Linked DNA regions of Mus musculus: region 1 is linked to region 2. Evidence: chromatin loops called from intact Hi-C (ENCODE). Cell type or tissue: gastrocnemius. All regions are shown on one strand. Links, peaks and the distances in the headings refer to the core of each region. The heading gives the core; the rest is flanking DNA. Region 1 overlaps Efcab11 (EF-hand calcium binding domain 11). Region 2 overlaps Gm26839 (predicted gene, 26839).

Region 1 (5,380 bases), core at 324-5,323, 170 kb before region 2:
GGTTTGGTTTTGTTGTACAAGGCAGGGTCAGCCTATGTTTTCATTCAGTTCTTTTTCATATGTGGGGACCCATCCAGGCTGTTCTGCCCCTTGCATCTAATTCCTGCTCCAGAAACTCTCACACCCCAACCCGTCTTCTTAGGACGTATTCTAGAACCTGATTTTTTATCGTTCAAGTCACTCTTTGTTCTGCTCGCCTGTTTGTTTTCCAGACAAATGGTAGAATCATTTTGTGTAAAGTTTGTGTAAACTCCCTTTGGAGTTTTGATGAAGATGCATTCACGCTATAAATTAATTGAGAAGATTCTGGCATCTTTACACTGTCCAGTCCTCCCATCCAGGAGCACATACTGTATGTCCCGTTATATTTTCATATACCCTTTTATGAGTCTCAGTAGAATTTTGTAGTTTTCATTCCATAAGTTTGATGCATTTTTTTAATTAAGGTGTTCCCAGATTTTTGGTTTTTTTTTTATTTTGGGTAGTTTTTAAAAGTGGGGCCCTTTCCTTCTTTTGTGCAGATCGGTGTTTTTAATGGCACTTTGTCCACAGTGTTTGTCAAGTGCTGGCAGGGCTGTAACAGAAAAGCGTCCTTCTTCCTTTCCCAGCTCATAAGCACTGAGCTGCAAAAGGAACCAAACGTAAAAGTACTTTCCTTTTATACATAATAAAACTGAGGTCACGAGAGGAAACGTGGTTTTTAAGGATCATCCAGTATGTTAGGTGAAGGACTCTAGGTGAATTTTCCCAAATGTCTGTGCTCTTTTCGTCAAAGACGTGACAGACTTAAAATTGCCCAAAACTACATTCATTCTCTTCCTTGTATTAGTTTGCTGTGTGGTTATAACAAATTACCACAGAGCTGAAGGTTCAAAACAATGCGGCTTTGTCATCTATTGTGTGTGAGTGATAGCAGTAGCAGGCCACCAAGCCTGTGTCCCTCAGTCACTTCCACTGGCTTCACCACATACTCCCGACTTGCCGTGGAGTTCTGTCCACTGCAGCCGCAGGCTCTTGGACCTGTTCCACGTTCAGTCACCAATACTCTGGCCCCCATTCACACAATTCACTTCTCAGGATTACAAGGTGGGGAGGGCAGAGTCTTTGGAATTCAGCAAGTGATGCAATCAGGACAGAACGGCAGACCCTAGCTTCATAAGCCAGTCACAGAGAGGAGCTGTCTGGACAGCAGGAGTGGAGCAACAAGGTTGGCAGGGGGAGCATTCTGAGTCTAGGGTCAGCTGAGGATTGGCCATTGGTCATCTACTGAGCAAAAGCCATGACTAGGACAGTGGGGTGGCATGTGACAAAGGAGTAGTTGAGATTGCCTCACTGTGCACACATCCTGTGTGTCTCTGGTCCTTTTTGTTAGGTTATTGAAGTTCACTATGCATAACATACTGTACTGGCTAGTTTTGTGTCAACTTGACACAGCTGGAGTTATCACAGAGAAAGGAGCTTCAGTTGAGGAAGTGCCTCCATGAGATACAACTGTAAGGCATTTTCTCAATTAGTGATCAAGGGGGAAAGGCCCCTTGTGGGTGGTGCCATCTCTGGGCTGGTAGTCTTGGTTCTATAAGAGAGCAGACTGAGCAAGCCAGGGGAAGCAAGCCAGTAAAGAACATCCCTCCATGGCCTCTGCATCAGCTCCTGCTTCCTGACCTGCTTGAGTTCCAGTCCTGACGTCCTTGGTGATGAACAGCAGTGTGAGAAGTGTAAGCTGAATAAACCCTTTCCTCCCCAACTTGCTTCTTGGACATGATGTTTGTGCAGGAATAGAAACCCTGACTAAGACACATACAATGTCAATAGTTAATTTTTCATTTTACCATACTCTACCATGTGTCTTGATAAGCGTGGGAAGTCCGGGCGTTTAGTTACTCCTAATGTCTGCTGGTTGTTTATTTGTACCAAGTGTGGAGTCCTTCCATCTTGACAGTGTTATCCAGCATGGAGTCCCTCAGGGTAAGACCCACGCCTGCCCTGCACAGCAAGCATCTGATAGTTGTCTGGGTGGGTCTAGACTGGGTTCATATGACATTGCCTTGAATGTCACGGCAACCATTCCACAGAGTGGGGTCACAGAAAGGAAGTGAAGCTGAGCACCTGCATTCCTCTCTGTCTGCATCCTGACTGGATGCCACGTGACCAGCCACCTCAGGCTCCTGGCACGGTGACTGTCATAATGACTCTCCTCTCAAACTGGGAGCCAAAAATAAGCCATTCCTCTGATGGCTTCTGTCATGTACAGCAACACAGCAGCCTGGGAGGAAAGTTGTATTTTTGTTCTCCCACCTATAGACTCTTTCTATACATCTGTTCACGTACCCAACACATATTCATCAAACTCCATTGTACCAGATGCTGAGTCCTGAGCTCAGTATGGTGAGGAAGGCTTCTGTGACTTCTGCCCACTGAGCATTCCATAGGAGACGAGGAAAACCACTAACGATCACAGAGATGGCCGCTCTATCAGAGAAGCCAGGCTTCCTTTATCTGCATACCACGGGCTGAGGAAAAAACGCTCCGTGGGGCAGCTTCTTAATGATTATGGCACTAGTAATGGAAACAGGGAGACATTTTCATTTCCTGTATTCCTTAGGTTTTGAAGATTTCCTGAGATTTATTTCTAGTCTTTCTCACTGCTGCTGAGTAGACTGTATTCTCTAGAAGGAAAATGTCTGGGGACAGAGCACACTGGGAGACAGGTGACTGTCTGTCTGGACCTGCTCAATTCAGGCTCTTTCCCCAAATATTTGGCCGTTCCTCCATCCCCTCATCTAAGAAACCAAACAAGCAGAATTTTCTCTTCCACAGTCTCTTGGCTTTTGTTTTCTGAGACCCTCATACTCAATAGCTGTGCCTCTGTGTTTGAGCATAATGTAAATACTTAATTTGTTTAATAAATATCTCGAGATGGCCTCTTGGAGTTGTTACTGGAAGGGCACGAACCTTTTAAGTCACTTAGCCGGCACAGATCAACACTTAATGTCCTTAATGATGAGCGTGATCTTTTTTAGTGGCTGAAACGCTCCGTAATCAATGATGTGGCCCTGCCTGGAGGCAGGAGAAACTAGATAATGGGCAGAAAATGTCATGCTGGATCGGGCCAGTAATTTGAATCCCTGAAATCAGTATTAGTGTGGCAATTTATGGGAGAGCAGTTTCTTCCGAAGGCTAGGAAGGGCCCCCCAACATCTCTAATGTCCCTTAGTGATTTACACATTATTGAAACCCCTGGTGAGCCAGTGTCTGTCTCTCAGCCTAGAGCCTCTGAGACTCAGCTCCTCCTTGCTCTCCCTGGCAAGTGCTCTGCCAGCCTCAGCAGGAAGCTCAGTGCTCAGGCTGCAGGGGAGAGGCCTGTCTGAATGGGGTGCAGGGAAGTCATCTGCAATCTATGAGACTGCCCTGGGCAGTTCCTTATGCTCCTCCACCTCCATCCAAGCTCTGAGAATTATTACAGACAACAAGGCCGTGCCTCTAATCTCAGCCTTTGGGAGGCTAGCGGTGGGGAGCTTCTTGACTTTGAGACCAGCCTGGGCTGTATGTCAAGATTAAAATGAGGGACAGTGGCACAGCATGGTGGTGTGACACTTGCTTAGGTAGTTCCAGGTCCTGGGTTCAGCTGGAGGGGAGGAGGGGGCTTTTCTACCTATTAAATTAAAAAGCATGTCCAGGGGCAGGTCATTGAGTGTCCCCCTCTTGCTCTCTGATGGGGACCCTCGATTTTATCCTGAGATGTGATTGGCCACATCACATTCCCATGTGTTTTATAATTCTCTAAATGCTCATAATGCCCTCTGACCTCTCATCTTTCGGGGCTGCAATCATGTTAAAAGCCCGTGGTCATCCCATTTGGTGTGACTTTTTGGTAACAGGGAACCTTCATTAATAGAGTACTTGTGATAATCTGAGGGAATTGTTTCATTATAAACTATGATCCCATTTCATGTTGTTTATTATTGTCTCTAGGCCCAGAACTTCTAAGTGCTAGGAACATGCTATAAATGAAACATAAATAATGTATTATAATTATGCTGAACTAAAGCCAAATCTCCTATCAGTGGATTATTTAAAACTCAAGTACAAGCTGGGTTTTTTTTTAATCTTAATTTTTATAGATTCTTATATTCTTCTTTACTGGGACTGGGGCTGGGGCGGGGCCAGGAGTGGGGGCAGGGCTGGGGTGGAGAAAAAAAAAACGCAACTTCACAGAGTTCTACAATAAATTTTCTATAACTAAGCTATGCAGAACAAATCACTTGGGTTTCTGGTGAGTCCTTGCTGACCACAGATGAGAGTGTCTTTCAGAATTTGGCCATGAGTCCCTGGGGGACAATGATGTCCTAGATCCTCCTTTGAAACATGGCACTTTAGTAGTGTCCCATTGCCAGGTCTCCTGGGTGCTGGAATTATAGGGAGGTTGGAAATGTATAGCAGAAGGGAGAATTTTGTTGGCAAGCGGGCTCTACCATTGTGTGAGTTTAGCGATCCAAGCTAAGCTCCCACTCCAACAGCCGTGTTTTAGCCCACCAACTCCCAGTGTCTCGTGTGATGCCCACTAAATCCATGTCATATTTCAGAATGCTGTCCCTGACTATTGCTTGCTTACTTGTAATGATCAGACCATTTTGATTACTGAAAACCACATTTTTGGTCTAACATCATTATTTCTTTGTTTGTTTTTTTTTTGTTTTTTTGTTTTTTTAGTTCTGAATCTCATGGAATGAACATTTGTTTTTCCAGATGAATTTTAGATTTGATCAATTACATCCCTTTTTAAAAGCACAAGTAAATAAACAGGAGACTTCTACTGTTCTTCTACTGCATCTTCTTGAAAATATAGTCTACTTGAAAACATTATACACGAGTAGAAAATAAGCATTGTTTGGCCATTGTGTCTTTTTCTGACTTCCAGGACAATGTGGTTTTGCAGAGCGAGCTTCCCACCAAACAAACAGCAGCTCACAGTGTTATTAGCAGGGCATCGACAAATGGCTCAGTGTTTGTAGTTCACATTTCAACTTCAATTCTATTTGGTTGCATTAGTAAAATCAAGCTCATTAATCTGCATTCTTTGAGCCCCTGCATCCCGCTCACACTCCTCGCTCCCGCCTGGCACTGTGTAATCTTTCCTGCATTACACTCGAAAGTTCAGCTCATTCTGAAACCTCCGGTCAAGGATGCAAACTTGTTGCTTTCAGGGAGGCCGAGTGTGTGCACTGAGCCATCACGCCATCTGTTAAAATGGTCAGAGTTCGTTCTATTGCCTCCTTTGTGGACAGACGTGGACTGGAAGAGCATGTGTTATTGAAAACATAATTTTCCTCATTATTATGCTTTCTTTCTAGCCAGATCACAACCTGCTAGAAATCTATTG
Region 2 (5,380 bases), core at 314-5,313:
CGAGTGGATACTCAAAATGAGCCACCCAAGCCAGTCACGTAGTCACATGACTATAAGCCTAGCACTTGGGAGTGGAGGAAGGACGATCAGAAGTTCATGGTTGTCTTTGGCCAATAGGGACTTGGAGGCCAGCCTTGGCTATGTGAAATGGCTGGAAATCATCAACACAAGCACTGTCCATGCCTTCTCTTCAGTCACTAGCTCCAGGGAGGACCTGGGCTCTGCAGTTTCCCCAAGAGAGGTGAGAAGACGGCCTGGGGCATTTCAGATTTTAGTAAAAAGTCAGTGTCTTAGTCAGGGTTTCTGCACAAAACATGACCAAGAAGCAAGTTGGGGAGGAAAGGGTTTATTCAGCTTACACTTCCACATTGCTGTTCATCACCAAAGGAAGTCAGGACTGGAACTCAAGCAGGTCAGGAAGCAGGAGCTGATGCAGAGGCCATGGAGGGGTGTTACTTACTGGCTTGCTTTCCTTGGCTTGCTCAGTTTGCTTTCTTATAGAACCCATGTGCAGCCTCGGGGAGTGCAGCCGCGGCGGGCTCAGGGCTGAGGCGGCTGGCATCTTTTACAGCATCCGGAAAAATCCCTTCTGAGATCATGTGTTCTTTATACCAAGCCCAGAGATGGCCCCACCCACAATGGGCCCTACCCCCTTGATCACTAATTGAGAAAAATGCCTTACAGCTGTATCTCATGGAGGCATTCCCTCCACGGAAGCTCCTTTCTCTGTGATAACTCCAGCTTTTGTCAAGTCGACAACACAAAACCAGCCAGTTCAGTCAGCTTGCCCTCCCGATATTGGGGATTCCCCAAGCACAGGAAGAGGGTACATCTTGGGCAACCCCAAAAGTGACAGATGTCATTCTCACACTGGAGAGGGACAATATTGTCACCTTCTGGAGAAGCCAGACTCAGCACAACGCCCTCAGCCATAAACACCTACCTCTGGTCATGGATGCCCTTGCCGGTGTGCCGCGAGGTGTACCCAGAGATTGGGATTGACTGCAGAGCTGAATAACTTTTAACTCGGCTCACTTTCTCGAGCTCTGCTTCTTCCACTAAACCCACTGGAACGTGGTCATATCACATCCACACCCTCTGTGTCATGGAAGGTGGGGTTCTTTACAGTCTTACCACCCACCAGATACAGAGCTCTTTTTGACCCCCACAAGACGTCATAATTTGCATGCTCTAAAAGAAATGAGGAAATAATGTCTGCAAACCCTGCAGTCTCCGTAAAGTTAGGCACCGTTGGCATTTCACTGTGAATGCTGCAAGCCCAACACTCAGGAGAGGTAAGCAGTGTGATCTATAGTACTATTGCACAGGACAGCTCTTCCTAGTTGCTTCTGGATAAAGGGGAAGGCTTGGAGCAGCATGGATAGTGAACCATCCATTTTCTGTGAAATAAGGAACGCACTGGGGGCCGAAACAGTGAAGTTATCAAATATCTTACATACAAACTGCTACCTTAAAAGGCCTGCCACACAAGCAATGGTTTTCTCCTGATGATAATGTTTGCGATTTTAATGTACAACATGGCACTTTGCAGACACAGGGAACTCAATGCATTTTCCTTGGTGTGAGAACAGCTGGAGCTATCATAAATTGTCTCTTATTTTGGTAACAAAAGGCTTGGCATTTATTATTTTCTTGGAAGCCATAGAGGTATTTTAAAATAGTACACTAAAAATGTGGGTATCATTACCAATTTTGAGGCGCTCACAATAAGATTATTATTACCCACCAAAACACAGCCCCTGCATTTCACACACCCAACTTCCTATAATGTTCATGGCTCAAATAGCCATAAATTAATCTAAACTAAGGATTAGCGGTTGGTGCAAACCATTAACTAAACTGCAGACTTCCTAACATTTCATCTCAATGAGAGACACCAACATCAATTCAAGCTACAAGGTCGAACACTTTGGTAGCAAAACTACTAATTCAGACTGAATGGGATTATGTACAAGACGGCTCAGGAAGGCCATAATATCTAGCATTTTTCTATGCCGAATGCAGAAGTATAGGGTTCCAACTGAGGGTATTCATTCCATGTATGAAAAGACATCGAGCCAGATCTGCCCAGAACCCTACTTCCAAAGGTCATATGTATCATCTATAGCAGGTAACCTCAATGGGGTGGATGACCATCCTGAGTCAATAATGAATATGGAGTTTTCTGAGGCAGGTAGAAGGGGTTTCAACTATGCGGGGAACACAGAAGCCCCCACTTTCCGCCTAAGTGAGGGCGGGGCTTGGCGGGGCAGGGCGGGGAGAGGGCAGGGCTATCCTGCTCTTCAGCCAGAGCATGGAGGCGCATGTTGCAAACATTCCCGCTGCCTTTGGCTTCCCTTTCCTGAGTGTTTTAAGGCTTAATTAATGTGTGTAAAGTGATCTGAAACGCGGGAATGAAAAGAGCCAGGGACCCGCAGAGTGCCCGTGATTACCTGAGGCCAGACAGCTGTAAAAGGGAACCGGAGGGGGGCCTGGAGAGGCTGGGAGAGGACTCTGCGCAGCAGCCAACTGGCTGGCCCCATGCCAACTTGGACTGTTTTTGGCAGAGTTTGGCTCCATGCCTTCCTCTCAAGGCTTACAAGGCAGCTCTACTCAGGAGAAATAATTCTTTAGGGATCCGAACTGGAGCGGAAGAGCCCGAGTGAAGATACAAACCATGGCCGTTTTCATGAGTCAACCCTACCGCGGAGGAGCCGAGACAGCGCTCATCCACCTCTCCTGTCAAAGCAAGACAAGCGCAAATCCCGACATTTCGGGGGCCATGAAGAGATGCACATAGAAACATCAAAGAGACGAATGAGTCACAGCTTTCCTCTTGTCAGGAGGCACAGTGGCAGTCCCGTCACCCGTGGGAGGCAACGAATCTCTTTAAAATGGTGGGTGGAAATAATGAGGTCCAGGACCCACGCTGTTGCCCCATCTCCTGAGTGTGTTAGCAAAACGGGGAGGCTATCAGTCTCATGGGGGATGTTGAGGCTGTGACTCCACGGGGTGATGTCAAGTGGCACCTTGGTGCAATTTGAAGCATACAGAGAGGACAGTGACAACTCTTTCTTCCGTTATCACCTGATTCCCACCAATATCTACAGAGTTTGAGAGCATCCGGCACAGAGAGGGTCCCTGCAGAAGCCTGTGTGCACCAACAGTGGCTATATACACAGAGGAACCAAACTGTTGATGATGGCAAAAAGGTTTGTTTGGGTAACCCAGAGTTTAGGATGGGTCTTCATCATGCTTCATGCAGTGTCTGGCTTGGACCAATAGCTGGGTTGTTATGGACCTCCACAATCTACAATCTGAGAATGTGGCTGCTGGCAGCATTCTACAGTTTGGAGATCAAGGTAAGGAGGAGATTTGCTTTCCAGAGGGTTCTGATAGCCTCAAAGTGGGACTCACTCCAAGACCAGGTCTGTGGCTATACCATAAAATGCCTATTCTCTCAACATATGGTTTGACACACACACACACACACACACACACACACACACACACACACACACACCAACCCCAGAAGGAGGCCCTTTTACAGCTTCTTTATCTGAGCAATTTAAATGGCCAAGAGACCCTGTCATGCCCATCCATGAGTTACTACAGCAACCCAGGCTCAACCCTTACCGGCTCTTACTGTTTGATGTCACTCATGGGTCTCCAGAGGGTCCTCTGAAGCCACCAATAATGAATTCCTTCATATAAACATCTGAATTAGTATCATGGTATCTCCAATAAGTCACCTCACCTTCTGTCATGTAAACGAAGACAGATCTGAATCTTTCCCCCACAGGGTCCAAGATTGATGCCTGCATCCTTTGTAACATTGTGAAGTTCATTTTGTATGGTAGCTGTCCTGAGCTACAGAGTGGCCTCATACCTACTCACATGGTTCTGAGTGTGTTTGTGAGGATGCTTGGGGGTGAGATTATCCTGGAACTGTTAGCCTGAGAAAACCTGATTACACTCCATCATGTGGGTGGGCCTCATCCAACTGGCGAAAGGCATAAATAGAGCAGGCAGGTCTTCTCCTCTCAATCCCGGTCCCTTAAGCTGGGTCATTCATATTTTTCCTGCCCCTGAATTTGCCCCAAAACATTGACTCCTCCGGGTTTTGATCCTGCTGATAATCACACTAGAACCATGCCATTAGCCCTGCTGAGTCTGCAGTGTGCTAATGCGGAGTTTAGGAGAGACCAGCCTCCCTAGCTGCATAAGCAAATTCTGTCTTGTTTTAAGACAGTGCCTCACTATGTAGATGTAGCTGTCTTTGAACTCACGGAGTTCATCTGTCTCTGCCTCTTAAATGCTGGGATTAAAGGTGCCACACCCATCTGGCATAGCTAAATTATTATAATAAATCTCAACTAACCTTCCCTGCCTCCCTTCCTTCTGGAGCCAGTCTTTTGCTACTTTGTGGGTTCTTCTTTCTTCCTCCCTTCTCTACCTTTTTCCTACCCCTTCAATCCCCTAACACTATATAGGAGATTTAAAAAAAGGGTACAGGGGAGAGAGGAAAGAAATCTGAGTAAAGTCGGGAGTCCTTAGACTACTTCCTGCTGATTAGGGGCATTGAGTTCCGTGGAGGCAAGTCTGATCTTTGTCACCAGGATATCCAATTTCTTCTTGTTGTTTCTTCTTTTTTCTTTTGCGCACAACTATTTAACAAACCTCCACCAACAACAATCAACAGCCAACAACCCACATCATCACTCTCAGGGCCCTTAGCATTTATATAACCCCCAGAAAAGCCCCCAGAATTACAAATGTCACACAATTGCAGAAACTATCTGCAGCTGGAAAAAAAAAATCCCACCCCTGCTACAGCATGCGGCAAATCATAGGCTGCTTCCTGCTTCCTCTCTCTCTCCTATAAGTTCTTCCTCCGGAGAACCCTGAAATAATGCAAACATCTTCTTTTCTTTTTGACCCAGGGTCTCGACTATACAGCCTAGGATGACCTTGAATTTCTAACCTTACGCCCTCCACCTCCTGCTAGGATCACAGATAAGTGACATCATAACCAGTTTGTGTGATGCTGGCAATCTAACTGGGGTCTCTTGCACACTAAGCAAGCACTGTACCTACTAAGCCACATCCCCAGTCCCTCATTTAGAAAAAAATGAGCAAGTACTATATATCAGAAACTGTTTTGTTTTGTTTTTGTTTCAAGACAGGGTCTCGGGGCTGGAGAGATGGCTCAGCGGTTAAGAGCACTGACAGCTCTTCCAGAGGTCCTGAGTTCAATTCCTAGTTCCCACAGATGGGTCACAACCATGTGTAATGGGATCCGATGCCCTCTTCTGGTGTGTCTGAAGAGAGCAATGATGTACTCATGTACATAAGATAAATAAATCTTTTGAAAAAGACA

Evidence for each region. A loop is a pair of places that touch in the nucleus more often than their neighbours do. Peaks named below come from ENCODE experiments on the same cell type or tissue, not always from the same donor. Only the 100,000 strongest peaks of a DNase experiment are listed, where the experiment ranks them.
Region 1: it touches region 2 in a loop (2.3-fold over the local background); 2 of 42 quality-filtered maps call a loop at or near these places.

The regions. Positions count from the first base shown.
Region 1 is chr12:99,735,142-99,740,521 of GRCm38, reverse strand. The region is part of intron 5 of Efcab11 (EF-hand calcium binding domain 11); the gene reads left to right. Among named protein-coding and RNA genes, the nearest start is that of Gm19951, 95 kb to the right of the region's middle. In gastrocnemius, for the core only: no CTCF peak of the experiment used is centred there; DNase peaks (open chromatin) are centred at 2,161 and 3,431.
Region 2 is chr12:99,567,657-99,573,036 of GRCm38, reverse strand. The region is part of intron 2 of Gm26839 (predicted gene, 26839); the gene reads right to left. Among named protein-coding and RNA genes, the nearest start is that of Gm26839, 6.5 kb to the right of the region's middle. In gastrocnemius, for the core only: no CTCF peak of the experiment used is centred there; a DNase peak (open chromatin) is centred at 2,542; H3K4me3 peaks cover 787 bases; H3K27ac peaks cover 669 bases.